Linked DNA regions of Homo sapiens: region 2 is linked to region 1. Evidence: chromatin loops called from intact Hi-C (ENCODE). Cell type or tissue: A673. All regions are shown on one strand. Links, peaks and the distances in the headings refer to the core of each region. The heading gives the core; the rest is flanking DNA.

The links. A loop is a pair of places that touch in the nucleus more often than their neighbours do. Peaks named below come from ENCODE experiments on the same cell type or tissue, not always from the same donor. Only the 100,000 strongest peaks of a DNase experiment are listed, where the experiment ranks them.
Region 2: a loop joins it to region 1, with 6 times the contacts of the local background. A loop is called at or near these places in 6 of 110 quality-filtered maps.

What each region holds. Positions count from the first base shown.
Region 1 is chr12:127,284,864-127,288,641 of GRCh38, reverse strand. It overlaps LOC124903050 (a long non-coding RNA gene), which reads left to right. Exons shown (of 3, transcript XR_007063523.1): 3 at 2,681-3,778. Among named protein-coding and RNA genes, the nearest start is that of LINC02376, 2.5 kb to the right of the region's middle. In A673, for the core only: no CTCF peak of the experiment used is centred there; DNase peaks (open chromatin) are centred at 1,771 and 2,161; H3K27ac peaks cover 2,346 bases.
Region 2 is chr12:127,149,172-127,152,949 of GRCh38, reverse strand. LOC107984449 reads right to left here. Exons shown (of 5, transcript XR_007063517.1): 4 at 2,638-2,748; 5 at 1-2,538. It overlaps LOC105370062 (a long non-coding RNA gene), which reads left to right. Exons shown (of 4, transcript XR_945515.4): 4 at 2,334-2,995. Among named protein-coding and RNA genes, the nearest start is that of LINC02405, 91 kb to the right of the region's middle. In A673, for the core only: a CTCF peak has its summit at 2,345; a DNase peak (open chromatin) is centred at 2,269.

The sequences.
Region 1 (3,778 bases), core at 700-3,199:
ACTCTGTCCCAAAAAAAAAAAAGAAAAAAGAAAAAACAGTGATGCTAAAGCCACCATTACAGGCTTACTCAACATAGGCAGTATTCCCCATTTTGAAATTTTGGGGTCTCTGGACAGGCAGTATGCAACCTGAGATCCTCTGGGTGTATCTTCTTCTCTGACTTTCACAGATATTAGAATTTCACAGAATCCCTGTTTCTTTGGGCTCCTCGGTGCTACTTTGTATTAGTATCAAGTAACAAAATATTCAACTAGGAGACTGTAAACAAGAGGAGATATCTCATATATCAAGAAGCTGAAAGCCGGGGTCTTAGGGTTGGCTCAGGAGTTCTCCTATGTTTCTAGGACTCCAGGCTCTTTCTTTCTTCTCTGCACCCTCCGGCATGTCGTCTGGCTTAACCTTATCTTCTCATGGCCACAATATGGCAGCCAGAACTCCAAGTATCACATCCTCACCCATTCACATCCGAAGGCAATAAGATGGCAAGTTTTTTGTCTTCATCCTCTCTCACGCCCCTTTTTGTAAGCAGGAAAAGCTGTACAGAAGGTCTCATTGATATCTTTGCAGGTCCCATTGACCCATATTGGGTCCCATGTCATCTATGAAGAGCCTGGGAAAGTGGCTGTGTGTCCAGCATCGATTATTACAGGATGCTGGCTGCATCAACCAGAAGGAAGGAGAAAGAGAGCTATGAGCAGGCACTCCAGAGCATTGTTGCCCAGGAAAATCCTTTTAATCCAGGTTTCCCCAGTGAGAGGTCACTGATTAAGCTTCATCAGTCATCATTTTCTGTGTGAATGAATTCCCATCCCTCTTTCCTTCTGGCGGGATCATCAAGTCTGATGAGGCTGGGGAAGAGGTTTGCGGCCAGTGGAGCAATGAGGCTGTGTGGGGAAGGTCCCCAGAGAGGTAATTCGGCTGTCTGTCAAAAGGACAAGGATACTCAGAGCTGCAGCCTGGAGGCCTGAGGCCTGAATCCAATGCACTGACCTGCCGTGTTCAAACTGTACAGAAACAACGAAAACATTATTTGATTTAACAAAATTAGGAGCTCCTCAGAACCAAGAGGAATGGGGGACGCTAAACGTGGACTGGCCGCTACTGCTAGCCAAGCTGGCCAGTGAGGACATGGTGGACACAAGGCTGTCACCTGTGTGACGTGAGCTCAGCAGCTCATGTACATTTCGCTTCATGCCCACCTCGCCAGCCTGCACTTCCCACACTCCAGCCCCTGTGTACCCGTAACACAAGATCACTCTGAGTACCCAGCACTCCCTTGCGTAGGTTTGGCCATGTCTGACAGCGCATGCTGTTAATCTGTGTACCCATGCATGCACAAAAACACAAACACACACAAACACATCTTTAAAGTGACATAGGTTTTCTTGAAATAATTTCAAAAGACACATTTTTTATTATTTTAAATAGAAGGTCACCATCACTTGCCACAAACAGAAGACATGCAAAACCATATTAAAACAAAATGTTTAAGAATTCCAGCCAGATTTAGTTTCTTGTCAAAGCTCTCTGCCAGAGGCCTGTGTCCTTTTGCTATGGAAGAAGACTGGGACCAGGAGCAGTGGCTCACTCCTGTAACCGCAGCACTTTGGGAGGCTGAGGCCTATGGATCACCCGAGGTCAGGAATTTGACACCAGCCTGGTCAAGATGGCAAAACCCCACCTCTATGAAAAATACAAAAATTAGCCGGGCCTGGTGGAGGGCATCTGTAATCTCAGCTACTAGGGAGGCTGAGGCAGGAGTGTTACTTGAGCCCGGGAGGCGGAGGTTGCAGTGAGCCGAGATCATGCCACTGCACTCCAGCCTGGGTGATAGAGCAAGACTCTGTTTCAAAAGAAAGAAAGAAAAGGAAGGAAAGAAGGAAGGAAGGAAGGAAGGAAGGAAGGAAGGAAGGAAGGGAGGGAGGGAGGGAGGGAGGGAGGGAGGGAGGGAGGGAGGGAGGGAGGGGAGAGAAAGACAGAAAGAAAGAGAAAGAAAGAGAGAGAAGATCGGCAAGGGTTAAAGGTAAAAGGTACACTTCCATGAGAATGACTCAAAGATAATTAATGTGAAATTATTCTGTGATTAAAATAATTCTGTGACTGTCTAAGTATCTAAATCATCTCCTGTCCCAAAGATGACCATCACCCATTCCACCAGGGGTCTGTTCCCCGCCTTCTATGACACAGGGCCCCTGGAGAATAGAAACCCACTTTTATGAATGGGCAGATGCATGGGTAATGCAGCTCCAGGAGTTTCTGTCTGCCGTGATGGGAACATTTTCTGACAAGATGCAAATGAAGCTGCCTCAAGTGCTCCAGAATTATTATTCATCCACAAATAACCTCATCTTAAGCCATTACTTTCTAAAATTTTTTTACTCGTTCTTTTGAAAATGGTAAGCATACAGTCTTGTCTTTGGAGCAAAGTTTGGATCCAAAACTTTACTGCACGTATTTGAATCTAATTGTTCAGTTTCTCAGGTTTTAAAAAAATTCATCCTGAAAAATCTTTCTTAATTCAAGTGTTTTTCTCCAAAGAGTAACATATGTTATGAGGAGGTGAGCTGTGGCTATAGCATTCTGCTTGTGTTTTATACCAAACTGTTACGGGATCTAAGTTTCATCTCTGGGATGGCGATAATATTCAGAATGTCACATTTTGGTGTTTTTTTTTTTCAGATGCAGTGGTTTGAGACATAGTAACTGAAGATATGGACACTAAATCCCTCCATATTTCTATACAGTGAAAAATCAATAATGGTAATTGGAATCTCTGTCTCCCTCAGCCCTGATTTATCCTTCCTCTTTGTGGTTTATACTTTCCATGTATGAACCATAAAACTGTAATGGAGAAACATTTTTGCCTATGAGGAGCAAAGAGAGCTGCTTTGCTGAATGACTGTGAGTAAATGAGGATTCTTTGAAGAAGTGCAGGGCTTCTGTTCCTCCGTGTTGTGGGCAGCACACGCCTGCCCTATTCGTCTTCGTCATGGCTGCACCTGTGCTACAGAATGCTCATAGACTAGTGCTGCCCATGCAGGGAGCCCAGAGGCTGCACTTTCTCAGTTTACCTCATGGCTTCAGAGTGACATGAGGCATTGAAATAAGTGAGCATTGAATCTGAGGGCTCAGGAGCCACCTTCTACCTTTGCTCCTTTGGTGACATGCTAGATGCCCTCTGGTAAGTCAGTTAAATTCTTTGGGCCTCCTCTGAAAATTGGATCCAATGAGGCCAACACTTCCTGTTTCACAGGGTTACATGGGGCTCACATGCAATTCAAGAACAAACTTTGTAATACGAGGCAAAAGATACACAAACAAGCATGTACATTACTCAGACAAAGGCTTGGTCCTATGAGACAATGGGGCATGTTCTCATAAGATTCCTGTGAACTTTGTAGGCTCTTGGGGCTACAGGAAAACAATTTTAATTGAAGAGAGAAAGAAGAATGAGACCAGGATGTGGCCATGGGTGATCTCAGCTACAGAGCATCCTGCCCAAGAAGCCTTGGCACAGTCCACGTGATGTCATGCCCCAGAGTTAAAGAAACTAGTAACTCACTGCAATTCTTGAGTTTATAAGATGACAGACAAAAAAGAAACAACGTGTGGAGATGTTGAAACTCCCTCTGCTTATGAGATAAAAAGAACTGGCTGAAATTGGTTGGAACCAATGTGGCCAAATAAAGTCTGCACAGAACAAGCTTGCTGATGTCACAGCCTGAATTTCAACACAAGTTTCATACTAACTACCCCCAAATTTGCACATGAGACCCA
Region 2 (3,778 bases), core at 812-3,311, 140 kb after region 1:
GCTAGACAATTAAAAGTAAATGACCTGTGCTATTATTCAATATTGACTCTTCTAAAAATTCAGTATCTAGGTTGATGTATTTCTAGATCCCAATTACTCAGCAGCTAAATGTTTAAATTGCTTCATACCTCAGCTTTCAATAACTATGAAATATTTTCAGCCTCTTATGTTTGAAACAGGCTATGAATTCTTGTTTTTGTTGCTACGGTGATCTATAGCGTCACCATTGTAATAACCACATCAAATGCAGGCATTAAGTAGCAATGTAATACCTCTATATAATTTAACACCAACTATTTATAACAACCTGTGATATAATTGAAACTATTTCATAAGGAAATTTAAAGTAAATAGAAATAAATTACCCAAGACTGAAACATAAATATCTGAGGGATGAGCATGAACACAACATGAAAAAAAACTGATGATAAAAAAATCCATTTCTAATAGTTGGTGCAAATCTATGGTTAGTTGTAACCAGACCAGTTTGTTTTCTATCTTGCAAATGGAAAAAAATAAACACATACAAATTATTAGGGCAGGAGGCATCAGGGCCTTTTTCTACAGGCTTCAGTGATGCACTTATAGTCATTAACTCTTGGAGCATAGGTTACTAGTCTTTGGCAATACTGAAGACTGAAGTTGTATGGTAGATTCCTTAATGTGCTGATGAGAGGGAGACTCTTCTCATCCAAGGAGACGTGGTACAAAGGAGATCCAAAGGGTTAAACTAGAAATGAGGTCGTTTCATATTTCCTTCCCGCTGTATGTTTTCCTCCTGCTTGATGAAGAGACTTGCCTGTCTCTTCACAGCCAACTCCCAAGTGAAGATGAGTTGGAAACTGGTCAGATACGGGGTCCTGAAACATGGACCACAGAGTGGGAGAGCCAGGTTAGGAGAGAAAGAAGGTGAAGCAAGATGCTGAGAAGAAAAAGAATAAAATAATCTCCTGGAAAACAAACATACAAATCCCTTTCTCATTCCCAAGAGAACATTAATTTGATTTAAGATTTCTTCTCTTTTTCCTTGTACTTCAGAAAAGCTGACCTAATTGCCAGCTCCAAGATGCATAAACCCAGGATCCTGTTGATGACAATGTTTGATCCAAGGGTAAACACATGTCCTGAGTTGCCTCAATCAGACTAAAGGAAGGGACCTTACAGTTTTTGATTAGGGAAATGATTATTTCTCTGTCTTTTTGACTCTCTGTGATGATGTGAGCACATAGATCAAATGAAACTTCTAGTGCAGGGCTCCCCAACCCTGGTCTGTGGCCTATTAGGAACCGGGCCACACACAGCAGGAGGTAAGCAGCAGGTGAGCCAGTGAAGCTTTATCTGTATTTACAGCCACTCCCCATCACTTGCATTACCATCTGAGTTCCACCTCCTGTCAGAGCAGTGTAGGCACAAACCTGAATGTTAACTGCATATGTGAGGGATCTAGGTTGAACGCTCCTTATGAGAACTTCATGCATGATGATCTATCACGGTATCCCATCTCTCCCAAATGGGACCATCTAGGTGCAGGAAAACAAGACCAGGGCTCCCACTGATTCTATATGACGGTGAGTGGTATACTTATTTCATTATTTATTACAATATAATAATAATAGAAATAAAGTGCGCAATAAATGTAATTTACTTGAATCATCCTGAACCCATCCCCCCAACCTGCCCCAGTCTATGGAAAAATTATCTTCCATGAAACCAGTCCCTGGTGCCAAATGGTTGGGGACTGCTGTTCTAGTGGACAGCTGAACAGAGAGATGAAAAGAGCCCTATGTATTAAGGATTTGGTTGAACAGCTGAAGTGACTGAAGTTGGAGGATTTCCTTCTTTCGGCTTTGCAATGTGAGCTACTGATTTTCATGTTATTTTAAATAGGTGCGAGGCAGCCTTCTCAAGATCTGTAGCTGGAAGCAGCGTCTTGTCTGCTACAAGACTAGAGCAGTTGAGTCAAATATCCATGTTCCCTTGATTCAAGGAGCTTTCAGTTTTAGGGAAAATATGACATCTTCATGGTCTGGCTTTGAGCCTGAGGAGCACTAAGAAGTCACTCTAAGGAAGGTGCTGTTCTGGAAGGGAAGCAGGACCTTAAAACACTTCAGTGCACTCCATAAAATGGTTGGGGCAAGTCAGACATGCAGAGTTGACTTGGAGGCCCTCTCTGGAGGACAATAAATGTGTTTCCTACTTTATTATGCCCCTAAAAGAAAGACACGTAGTGGCGATGTCAGTCAGTGTGCTTTTTGTGGTTTCCAGTAAACAGCTGGAATAATTGGTGAAATCTTAAGGCTAGTACTAATAAAGAACATTATTGCCACCCACAGGCCTGAAAGATAAGACAAAGAGGTTCCTACAACCTGGAGACCGAGAAGGCTGCCAGGCAGGAGCTGTGATTGCAGCTGAAAGATGCAGCCGGTCTTTAGCAACTCCACATGGAGGAAGCCAGGAAAATAAATACTCCAATCAATCACAATTTCTTTTTCTGCTATGTCTTGCCCATGCTCTGAATTTTTCAAAATCGACTGGAAGCTAGAAAGCAAAGGAGAACTTTGGTGAGTCTACTCTGAATATGGGACACAGAGCAATGGGGAGAAAGGTTATCAGGAGACACCCAGTTCAGGCACCTACCTCTTCCACAATAACAACTTCTGTTTCACTCAGCATTACTTTGTGCCCAGCTGAGAAAGGACTGCATTCTCCATTCTCTTACATTTGCGTGACTGTGATGTGGAACTGGAACTAACAAAAAGGAAGAACATCAGAGGAGGTGCAAGAAGCAAGAGAGGGAAAGCACCGTGGTGGAACAGTGGCTGATAGTTTTCTGGTAGAGTGCTAGAAAAACATTTAATAATGAGCATGTTCCATATCCAGTGATTTTATTTATTTTTTTATTTTGATAGTTAAGTATTTAAGTGTTCCCTTTGTGCCAGGGAATGTATTATGGACCAGAGAGTAATGAAATAAAGATGCCATTTCACTTCCTGCACTCATGGAATATGTTAATGTGGAGAAAGGGAAGACAAACGATATCCATATATCTATATTTATATATCCTTCTGATAAAGATGATGCCAGTATGAAGTAAAGCAAAGCAGAATGAAATGCATGAAAATTGCCAATCTGTAAGTGACAGATCTGTAAATAGTCAGAAAGAGCCTCTTTTGAGGACAAATTGTTGGCAGGTAGCTGGAGAAGAGCAGAAATAGCAGCTTTCCTGGGGCTAGAGTTCCTTCTTGGAATGCTATCCACACACACAAATTTTTTTCCCCTTCTTTATGTGGATCAAATACAAATACAAAAAAATGTAATACATCTTTAGGCTTGAGAAATACAAGTTCTCTTAGAGAAGTTTAGGTCCACACTCACAACATCCATAGAAATAAAATCCACATGTTTTAGTGCAAAGGGCTGGCTACTGGGAAAAGACTTGGCTGCCCTATCAGGAGAGCCTGTGGAATTTACCAAAGAGCCCTGTTGCTTATCCTGTGGTTTCTTGTATTCACCAAAGCAATGTATCACCAGATGACAGAAGTAAAACTCTTCTCTTCTTTTTTCTCTGTGGTTCACTTAATGGAGATAAAGCCTCCCAGTAGAGCAGCCAGTGAAGTGTACTCTTTCCTAATAACCTGATGAAAGATGCGTGGAAAGATGGAACAGAATTGGACCAATCCCTCATCCTGGAGCAAAGTCTAGCTGATTTCAGCAGGATTCACAGATTATGGACAAGAAAAATAAGTACTTGAATTATAAGCAACTGAGATTCGGGTAG